2 separate regions of the Mus musculus genome follow, and region 2 is linked to region 1. A link is a loop called in an ENCODE intact Hi-C map of the cell type or tissue named here. Cell type or tissue: heart. All regions are shown on one strand.

Region 1 (5,000 bases):
TTAACACAGCCTGTGCTCAGCTGGGCCGAGGACAGCCCTCCCATTCCTTCTGTCTCTGCCCTCTGGCCTTGCTGAGCTCGCCATCCACAGCAATCTATCGAACCCACACTCTCAGGCCATGGCCAGCTCTCCCTCCATCCATGTGTCTCATACACAAGTCCGAGACTGGATAAGGTGACATGAGTTGCAAGCATCCAGACGCGGACGATGCAACCACTGATTTACACCATATTTCACATCTCAGTCTGCTCATCTACGGGTCTCAAAGAACTGCCACAATCAGCAAGTTCCCAGGCACAACCCTGACTGTCCTGTTGGTGGTTTTTGGTTTGTTTTGGTTGTTTTGTCTTGCCAACTTGGCAAACTAAAGTCTACAAGAGGGAAGCACAACTGAAAGCCTGCCTGGTACACTGGCCTGTAGGCCAGCTGTGGGCAGTCTCTTAATTAGCACTGATATGAACGGGCCCAGCCCACTGGTCAGGTGGTCCTAGGGTGTTTGAGAAAGCAGGCTAAGCAAGCCAAGAAGCATGAGCATTCCTCCATGGCTTCCACTTCACTTCCTGTGCTGCTCTCCCTCGAAGACTGCGACCCAGGATGTGTAAGGCAAATCAGCCCTTTCCTCCTCCCCAAGCTGCTTTTGGTAGTGGCGTTTTATCACAGCAATAAAATCCTAACTAAAACACTGACTTATTTAAAAAAACAAAAAAACTCCACATCTCACTATGCAGCCTGGGCTGGCCTCAAACTCAAAATTCTTCTACTTCTACTTACTGGGTGTTAGGATTACAGATGTGTGCTACCCCCCCCCCCCCCAGGGACAGAGGGTCACCACACTACAGGGTTGGGCAAGTCTGCTGGTTTCTGCCACTGTGAAGCACACACCTCAAGCACATGCCAACACTTTCTTTCCCTCTGACAGGGCAGACTCCCAGACACAGCTTCCTGCTCCAAGACTGCTGAAGGCCTGCTTTCCAAAAGAGCTGCCACAATTCTACTTGCTCTGCTCCAACTTGACATGACTTGTGGCTAAAGAACCGTTTTCTCTCTGAAGCTATTCACAGAACCATCGTGGGTCATGCCTGACCAGAGGTGTCTCGTGGCACTAAATCAGCTCCAGCCTTTGAAGACGGGAGGTGACAGATCATTTCGCAAACTTTCAGCTGCTGTCAACAGGACACACAAGAAAGAAACTGAGAGAACAACTGGTCCAGTGCTGAACAGCAAACCGAAGAAGAACAATGTCTGCAAGTACAAGTACTGACAGACATGCAGAATCCCAGGAGCGGGGGCTGCAGCTCTCAAGAGCTGCCCTCACCTCCTTATCCCCCATAATTCAGAGGCAATAAAGCTGTCAGACTGTAACCAGAACTTCTGCTTCTAGCACTGGATTAAATATGTCTAAACATCCTCTAACTATAAAATACTTGGCTCAGACACTGGATCGATTTTAGCAAATACACTGTAAAAACACTGCTGAGCTCCAAAGGTAAAAAACACCCAGGCCTTCCAAAGCTCGCAGTGATGTCACTAATAATAGCAGAGGACACGACTGTCCCTCGGCCAAGGCCAGGATCAGGAACTTGAGGCTCATAGACGACAGTGTTTACTGGGCAACAGATGTGTCTTTGAACTCCCTGCTCACATTTGACTGCTGAGCCTGAATCTCCTACATAAACCAAAGGACTAGCCAGACTTGATGGTGCACACCTGTTATCCCAGCACTTGGGAAGGAAAAAAGCAAGCAGTTACAAATTCAAGGTCAGCCTTAGCTAGACGTCAAGTGCAAGGCCAGCTTGGATAATGTGAGAACGTCCTTAAAGAACAAAAAAACCCCACATGACTCAAGGATGTCAGAACAACCAAGAGAATCCAGGAACTCAGAATGGGAACCAAGAAGAAACTGAGTCTACTTCCACCAGATGCTCTGCAGGGCAAAGTCACCTCCAAGACCAGGCACACGCATATGGAGTGAAACCTGGGCTGCTTCTGGGATCTGGAGACCCAAACCAGAAGAGAATGCAGCTCCACAGCACCCCCTGGTGCTCACATAAGCAAATGCCACTAAAGCTTGCATCAAATAGATCCTCTTCGAAGCCACACTTACCCCAATAAAAACCAAAATTACAAGGGAAATAAATTTCCACGAGGAAGAATTGACAGAGTAAGGGCTGAGAGAGAGAGGCAAGTCTATGACTCAAATGCTGGAATTACAACTCATAAACACAAACTCCAGAGAATGGATCAGAAACCTTTCAGGAAAAAGCTAGGAGCCGCCTGGCATTTTGCAGTGCTAGACATCAACAGCCCCTAGGAAAGGGAATCAAATCACGCTTTGGTTAGGCCTAGTGGTTCAGGCCTGTAAAACAGCTACTCAGGAGACAAAAGGCAAGTCCAAAGCTAGCCTGGGCAACACAGAAAGAAGACCGTCTCAAAATAAAAAGTTTAAAAATGAGGAGGAGAGGGGCTGGTGAGATGGCTCAGTGGGTAAGAGCACCCGACTGCTCTTCCGAAGGTCCAGAGTTCAAATCCCAGCAGCCACATGGTGGCTCACAACCATCCGTAACAAGATCTGACTCCCTCTTCTGGAGTGTTTGAAGACAGCTACAGTGTACTTACATATAATAAATAAATAAATCTTTAAAAAAAAAAAAAAAAAAAAAAATGAGGAGGAGAGACCTGGGGATACAGGGTAATGGTAGGAAACCATACTCAGTCTCGTGTTTTGTCCCCTGTCCATCTTAGTCTCTACCTGCCTCTTGTCTGCTGGGGTGAACTGTTCTGCCCCACTGCATGCTCCTGCAATGTCCGCTTTACCACTCCAGAGGCGATGGAGCCAAGTCACTGTGGACTGAAACTAAACCAAAATAATCTTTCCTCCCTCTGTTTCCTCAGGTATTTATTTTGTCCCACTAGTGGAAGAATACTCCACAACACAGGATACTCATACCAGAACACCACAACCCACATAAATCTGTACTTTTTTCAGAGTCTCACACATGCTAGGCACATGTGCACCCACCACTGAGCTGAATCCCCAAGCCCAGTGATTATTACAAACTTTCTGTAGCACATTTATTTATTTATTATTTGTAGTATGTTCATATTGACTTGTTTTACAGGGGTGGCAGTCAGAGGACAGTCTGTGGGGGTCAGTTCTCTCCTCATGTATGCCCCAGAGTGAGCTCAGCTTGTCAGGCTTGATGGCATCACTTTTACTTGCTGAGCCATCCACCATACAAGCCTTTATTTATTTATTTATTTTATTTAAGATAGGGTCTCACTTTTTTTTTTTTTTTTTTTTTTTCGAGACAGGGTTTCTCTGTGTAACCCTAGCTGTCCTGGAACTCACTTTGTAGACCAGGCTGGCCTCGAACTCAGAAATCCACCTGCCTCTGCCTCCCAAGTGCTGGGATTAAAGGCATGCACCACTACGCCCGGCTCTAATTTTTTTTTTTTGAAGTATTTGTTATTACTACTACTGTTGTTGTTGTTATTATTTGCACCTGTTCCTGGCTTATACGTGGGTGTTCTGAAAATCCAAACTAAAATATTTCACCTGTCTCCTTTTAGGTCTATGTTAAGGGTTTTTTTCTAATTTCTAGTCAAATTTGAAAAGGAATCATATATGTGTATGTTTTTTTTTTAGTGGTGATGTTGCTAGGGATGGAACCCAGGTTCTTACACATACTAACTAGGCACATGTTCTACCACAAAGCTAAATACATAAAAATATATATTGTGTAGGTTCAAAACAGCTTCTCTCTGTATCCCTGGCTGTCCTGGAACATGCCTTGTAGACAAGGCTGACCTTGAACTCAGAGATCCACTTACCCCTGTCTCACAAGGGCTGGAAATAAAGGAATGTCACCATGACCTGGCTCAAATAAAAATATTTTAAAGTGAAAATATGAGCCGGGCCTAGTGCCTCACATCTCGAAAGGCTAAGGCAGGAGGACTAGTGTTATGTTCAAGGCCAGCAAAGGCTATACAGGAAAACACAAGGAAGTGAAAATATATTTGTTGAAATAAAATCTACCAATCGAGCAGACATCAAGCACAAATTAACTAACCATGCAAAACACCCAGGTAAATTCAACAGAAAAAAACTTCAGAGCCCTAGGCCAATGTGTTCTTGGAATAAAGGGGTGTGGAGAATAAACCAGAGAATCAGCAATGCTAGACAAGCACTCTGCTACTCAGCCACAAACTTCTTAAAGCACCCAGGAGAGACAGGAGAAGCACAGCATGAATGCATGAGCACACACGCACCCTAAAAAAGAGTAACAGAAACACATTTCATTACTGAGCAACAATAATGAAACTACAAGACAGAAGAGTAAGATTCACACAGAATTTCAACAAAAAAAGAAATACCATTCTTAAAAACACAAGTAAAATAAAGTTGTAGTTACTTTCAATTTCAACGGTATTATGGTGTATTCTCTAGACACAGCAGCCATACGAGCACAGTAAGAAAGCAGCTTTTCACAGGCCAATGAGAAATACTTTATACCTTTTGGCCTTGGATCTTGACCCTCTAAGACAGTAAGGAAATAAACAACTAATGTCTAGGTAAAACATTACAACATACAATCTAGACCCAGTCAGAGTAGCACAGGTTTCTAATCCCAGCAGGAAGGAGGCAGGGTGCAAATTTCAGGCCAGCCTGGATGATACAGAATTCCAGGGCAAGAAGGATAACACATGGTAAGACCCTGCCTTCACAGTAACAACAGAAATGCCTAGGATAGCCCTGAGAGAGGTGTTTCAAATACCTTCTGTTCTCTTACTGTTATTGCAACAGAGCGGGCCACATGGCTCACCTGCAGCAGCAAAAGAGCGGCCCACGTGGTTCACCTGAAAACTGCTCTCTTGGTGCCTGCTTTCTTTTTCTTCTTTTAAGACAAGGCCTTGCTCTATAGCCCAGGATGGCCTCAAATTTGCAATCATCCTGCCTCCAACAGTAAGTTCTGAGTACACCCAGTTATACTCCATTTCTC
Region 2 (5,000 bases), 310 kb before region 1:
TAAAGATGAAATCAAAATAGTAGTTAAAAGCCATGTGACCATTTGACACCTCTTTTAGGGGCACAAAAGGGGAGATTAAAAACAACCCTAGAGAGGTGAGAAATAGGGAGGGGTCACTGGAGGTGTTTCCTTAGCATAAAAACCAAGCAGCAGAAACTGTGGAGGCAGGAGGGACCCAGGAGCACCCACCCCACTCCAGCTCATTCTGGGGCTCCTCCCAAAGGGCCAGCCTCACCTTCCAGCTTGCTCCCCGCCTGGTCTCCACCCTGTTGCTCAGCCTCCTTCTTCTCCCTCTGCTCTGCAGCCTCCGGCCTTTGCACAGGGAGGCCCGCCTTCCCACCTGCACACAGGGAGACTCAGCTGCTTTGTTGGAAAGTCAGAGTTGGGCGTGGGGTGAGGGGCTGGCAGATGTTTCCTAAAATGACTCTATAGCTAGCCCCCCCCCCCTCCAGCACAGTTTATATCCAACCTAATGATTACCAGGGAAGTAATAAAGAAATATTTAACAATCTCAGCTGATGGCTGTGAGCCAATGGTGACTACCTGAGCCAATTAAAATGCGAGCGCCGTCCTAACCAGCTCTTAGACGGGTACTTAACAGTGTGTTACCTGTCAAGCGTTCCTGCACTGTCCCCCGTGTGCACCCCCAGAACAGCCTGGCACCTGACATTTAGTGGTCTGGCAACAACTGTGTGACAGATATTATGGAAGCTGTCAAGCTCCCAGGCTCTTCTTCACTCCACAAGCTGCTGAAGGGGCCGTGACATTCACATGCTAATCATGTGGAATGGGAGGGCTGGGGACTGAGAAGGACTAGCCCATTTCTGCTGCACCCACCAAGGGAGCTCCCCTTGGCGACTGACACTCACCAGCATCGCTCTCAGCAGCACTCTCCACGGGCTTCCACAGGGCGCCTCCAGCCTTCTGTGCAGGCTCCCTGCCGTCATCTGCTGCCAGAGCCTTCAGCTCCACAGAGTCCCTGGCCTGGGCAGCTGGCTGCGGATCCCTATTTCCTGGCCTGGAATCTTCCTTCCTGGGCTGCACAGGTGGCTGGCCATTTGCTTCTGGAACCTTCTGAGGATGTTCAGTTTCTCCTACTGCCAGGACTTGCCCGGGTCTCTTTCCTTCCCCTCCTCTCTCAGGTTCCTGCTTCTCCTTCTCTGACTCAGGCAGAGGTGGTGCCCCTTGACCCCTGCCTGCAGGGTCTCCTTCATCTGGGAGCCTGGGAGGTGGCTTTTTCTCCTCTGGCCCTTCTTGGTCCTGGCCTTCATCCACCACCACTTTATCATGAGGGATGGGAGGCTCATGGCGATGGGCCTCACCCATAGGGACAGCAATACCTGGAAGGGCATAAGGACAGGTGGAGGAGATGAGGCTGAAGTTCCTAGGAATTAGAACGGTCCTCTGGCTCTCAAGTGTGACATGACCATGACCATGACCTCAGGTCCTCTACAGCTATCTGAGGACTGCCAGGACACTAGAATGGTAATGTCACAAGAGGAACAGTAGAGGGCAGCTGTCTTGACCAAGGGGAAGGTGGAGCACAGGTCTAGGCTAAGTTAGACATGCGAGCCCTTCACAGGGTTGCTTAAGCCTTTCTCTGTCAAGGCAGCTGGTTGGGGCCGTTTATTTAGCACTCACCTTGGCCGGGGCGATCCAGCTGTGCGGCTTCCTGCTTCTCCTTGGGAGCTTCCCCGCCAGGCACATCTACAGGACCCTTGATCTGGGCCTGCTCCAGTACCTCTTTGTCCTCTGCTGGCTTTAGCTTCTCTTGGCTATCCTCAGCAACAACTACAACGGGATCCTGGACTGCAAGCAAAGCATAGTGAGCCACCAGAAACCAGTACAGGCTGGGCCAAATGGCAGAATGGAGGTTTCTTCCTGTTTAATCATGATTATCAGCTAAATGGCACAGAATCCTTCCTTTTCATTCATGATAAAAAAAACATCAAAATTCAATTTATACCTGTAGTCAGATGACATGCTGTGTAATACTTGTCCACAACCACCAGGTGGCAGCGTGAGCACACAGCCAGGCAATGTCCCTAGGGTCTTCCAGCAGGGACCAACTGCTTGCCCTGAGACCTAAACTGAAGGACTTTTAAGGATATGGTTGGGTGGGCCTGTCAACCTCTTGCTGTTGGTGGGGGAAACTCACACAAGGTGAGACGAAAGGAGAGGCTGGCAAAGTTGTCCACATGCCCACAAATGCATAGGGGTCCATGTTCCATCAGAAACCACAGCAGAGTATTGTGGCTCCAGAATTGGAGAAAACTAGCTTCACTGAAAAGACTGCTTTTGAGAGCTTGGGACCTAGCTGGGCTGGTAGCACACACAGGCCCTGGCCAGGGCTCAGTACCAGCATAACATAAACTAGGTATGGCATCATCATATGCTTTGGAGGGGGATGTGGGAACCTTATAGATTCTAGGTCATCCCCGGGCTAGTTTCAGGCTAGCCTGGGCTACGTGAAATCCTATCTCAAAAAAACAAAAAAACCATGTTCAAGTGCTGGGCAATCATAAGAGGATCTGAAGAGCTATGCAGATGAAAAACCACCTTAGAAAACAGAATGTGAAGACGGCCATGTGGTTCTGAGCACTGACTGCTTGTGCAAAGGGCCTGGTGTGGTCCCTAGTACCCACACCGGGGTTCAGACCATCCCTAACTCCACTTCTCGTTGGTCTGATGCATCTTCTAAGCTTTTCAGGCAGCAGGCATACACATGGTATACAAACACACACATACGAGAAAAAAAGTTAAGGTTTGTTTGTTTGTTTGGGGTTTTTGTTTTGTTTTGTTTTTAATGGCTGTCCAGGAGCTCAAAGATCCACCTGCCTCTGCCTCTGCTGGGATTAAAGGCGTGCACCACCATCACCCAGCTAAGAAGAAAAACCTTTTAAAACAACAGCAAAGGCCAGTCTACTCTGAGTGGTGTCCCACTCATGTTCAGGTGAGGCGGCGGCCTGCTGTTCACTGTCTGGAGCCCTGGGGCAGGCTCCGCATGGCAGCTAAGCATTTGGCTCAGTGACCACGCAGGTATGGGGTTGCCCTGATGCTCTTCTGAGAGGCCTCTCAGGATTGCCAAGCCTGTCTGTGTTCTAAGATAGGAAGTAGCCTGTCAGGCAGAAGCTGTGAGCCTGTGAAGGTTTTCTAGGCCCTACTACCAGCAGTGAGCTCCAGGAATTCATGGCTGCTGGCCAGCACTGGACATGGGCTCTCCAAGACAGAAACAGACCTTTCATCAGGAATGCATGTTGACAATGCCCTCAGCCACAACCAAACATAAACTTCCAGAGCTGGCAGCTCTCACCCTGCACAGCCCCTCCCATTTGTTTCCAATTTCAAGGCAATCACAGGGTGGAAACAGAAAACAGTGTGGTGGTGAGGTTCACCTGCCTTACTGGCCAACTGACAACCAAGAAGTGAAGGCTTGGCCTGGTATGGCCCCAAGGAGGGATGGCAATGCTCAATGAGTAGGACTCCTCACACACTCTGCTGGCCATCCCCTGTAGTCATCAGGCTTGCTGACAGTAACTGGAGCCAGCAAAGACCCATGTTTTGTCCTCCCATGCACAGATGGACCAATGAGGTGACAAGCCACACGCTCACCTGCTACAGTGCTTCCCTAAGGGACAGACAGGAGTCCTGCCTCCCAGACAGCAATTCCACTGCGAATATCCTTTCCTTCTTTATCCAGTGTGGAGAGGGCCCAAAGGCCCGCCTCAGGAGGTCTTGCTTGTGGAACAGGGCTTGCTACAGGCTGTAAGTGTTCTCCTTTCTTCTCTCCTCCCTCCTCCCCTGGCCCTCTCGGAGACAAGCTCTACCACTCCACCCGTCTACCAGACTTGAGGCTGCTTCTGCCTCTGAGGAGCTGGACAGCAGGTCCCACATCCCAGTGGAGGTCTGCTGGTCACTGGCCTCCTGCGTTCATGCTCACCCCTGCATGCTAGCATCCAACCTAGAGATGCTAAAAGCCTTCTCCCTCTGGATGAGGTCCTGCTGGTGCAAGAACCATTGCACCTCTCAAGAGCTCAGCAACCCAGGCTCCTGAGGAAGCCAGCCCCTGTTCTAGGGAGCTATCCTAATAACCAGTTTCTGCTTTGTTCTCCAGGCTTCAGTGAGGAAAGTGTTACCTGCTGAGGTCTGACTTACAACCCAATCTTTTGGGCTTAGCTGGATGGCTCCATAGCTCATCTGTCCAATTATGGCTCAGACAATAAGCTCCTGCGAGCTGGGGGGCTAAGCTAATGACCAGGGCTGACATTGTAGTGTTAGCATCAGCAAGGAAGCCTTCTGAGCCCTTCACTCTTGGTTCTTCCTACACATGAAGCAGGTGCAAGGGAAAGCTAGCACCTCGCCCCTTGAGCAGCACCTCAGCCACAGCACACACAGGTCTGACATAGGTCAGCAGCTACCCAAGGGGAACCCTTCTGATCCAGCAGGTCCCATGAAGACCACCACCCCAGGGAAGGCTGTGAAACGAGCCCACTGCATCTCCTAGATAGTTTGGCAGAAAAACTGAACGTGAAAATAGTAGGACAAAGGAGCACATGATGTAAAGTGCTTTTAAAACCTCATGAGGCACAGAAGAGAGGTGACAGGAGGTCAGCCAAGGAGGGAGGAACATATAGCAGCAGGGTCTATCCTGGATGAATCTTGACACTATCTAAGGCTCTGGGACCTCTGCAACCTCCACAAGTGGCCAAGGCAGGTGGCAGCAGAAACCATGGAAGGTCCCAGAGAAGAGCGATGACAAGAAGACAGAGGAAAGGTCTATTCGAAGACTCTGGGATACAGTCATGTGCCTGACAGGGACCCAAGGTCACCTGTACCTGGCACCCACGGCACCCCATGGCCACGTGGCATAGCCCCCTAACTTCTACTTCCCACTAACTAACCGGTGCTGTCCCACATGCTGCAGAAGCAGGAGGCCTGGGGAATGGCTTGAGCTGTCCTGTCCCAGGGTGCACAAGGTGGGTGGGCAAGAGGAGAAAAGG

Evidence for each region. Peaks named below come from ENCODE experiments on the same cell type or tissue, not always from the same donor. Only the 100,000 strongest peaks of a DNase experiment are listed, where the experiment ranks them.
Region 2: a loop joins it to region 1, with 4 times the contacts of the local background. A loop is called at or near these places in 4 of 42 quality-filtered maps.

The regions. Positions count from the first base shown.
Region 1 is chr11:120,421,772-120,426,771 of GRCm38, forward strand. The region is part of intron 3 of Nploc4 (NPL4 homolog, ubiquitin recognition factor); the gene reads right to left. Among named protein-coding and RNA genes, the nearest start is that of Nploc4, 13 kb to the right of the region's middle. In heart, a CTCF peak has its summit at 2,042 (motif pointing left); no DNase peak of the experiment used is centred here; H3K27ac peaks cover 890 bases.
Region 2 is chr11:120,109,197-120,114,196 of GRCm38, forward strand. It overlaps Slc38a10 (solute carrier family 38, member 10), which reads right to left. Exons shown (of 17, transcript NM_024249.5): 12 at 1,642-1,809; 13 at 870-1,340; 14 at 236-340. Among named protein-coding and RNA genes, the nearest start is that of Ndufaf8, 13 kb to the left of the region's middle. In heart, a CTCF peak has its summit at 2,016 (motif pointing right); DNase peaks (open chromatin) are centred at 2,035 and 3,150; H3K4me3 peaks cover 316 bases; H3K27ac peaks cover 1,378 bases.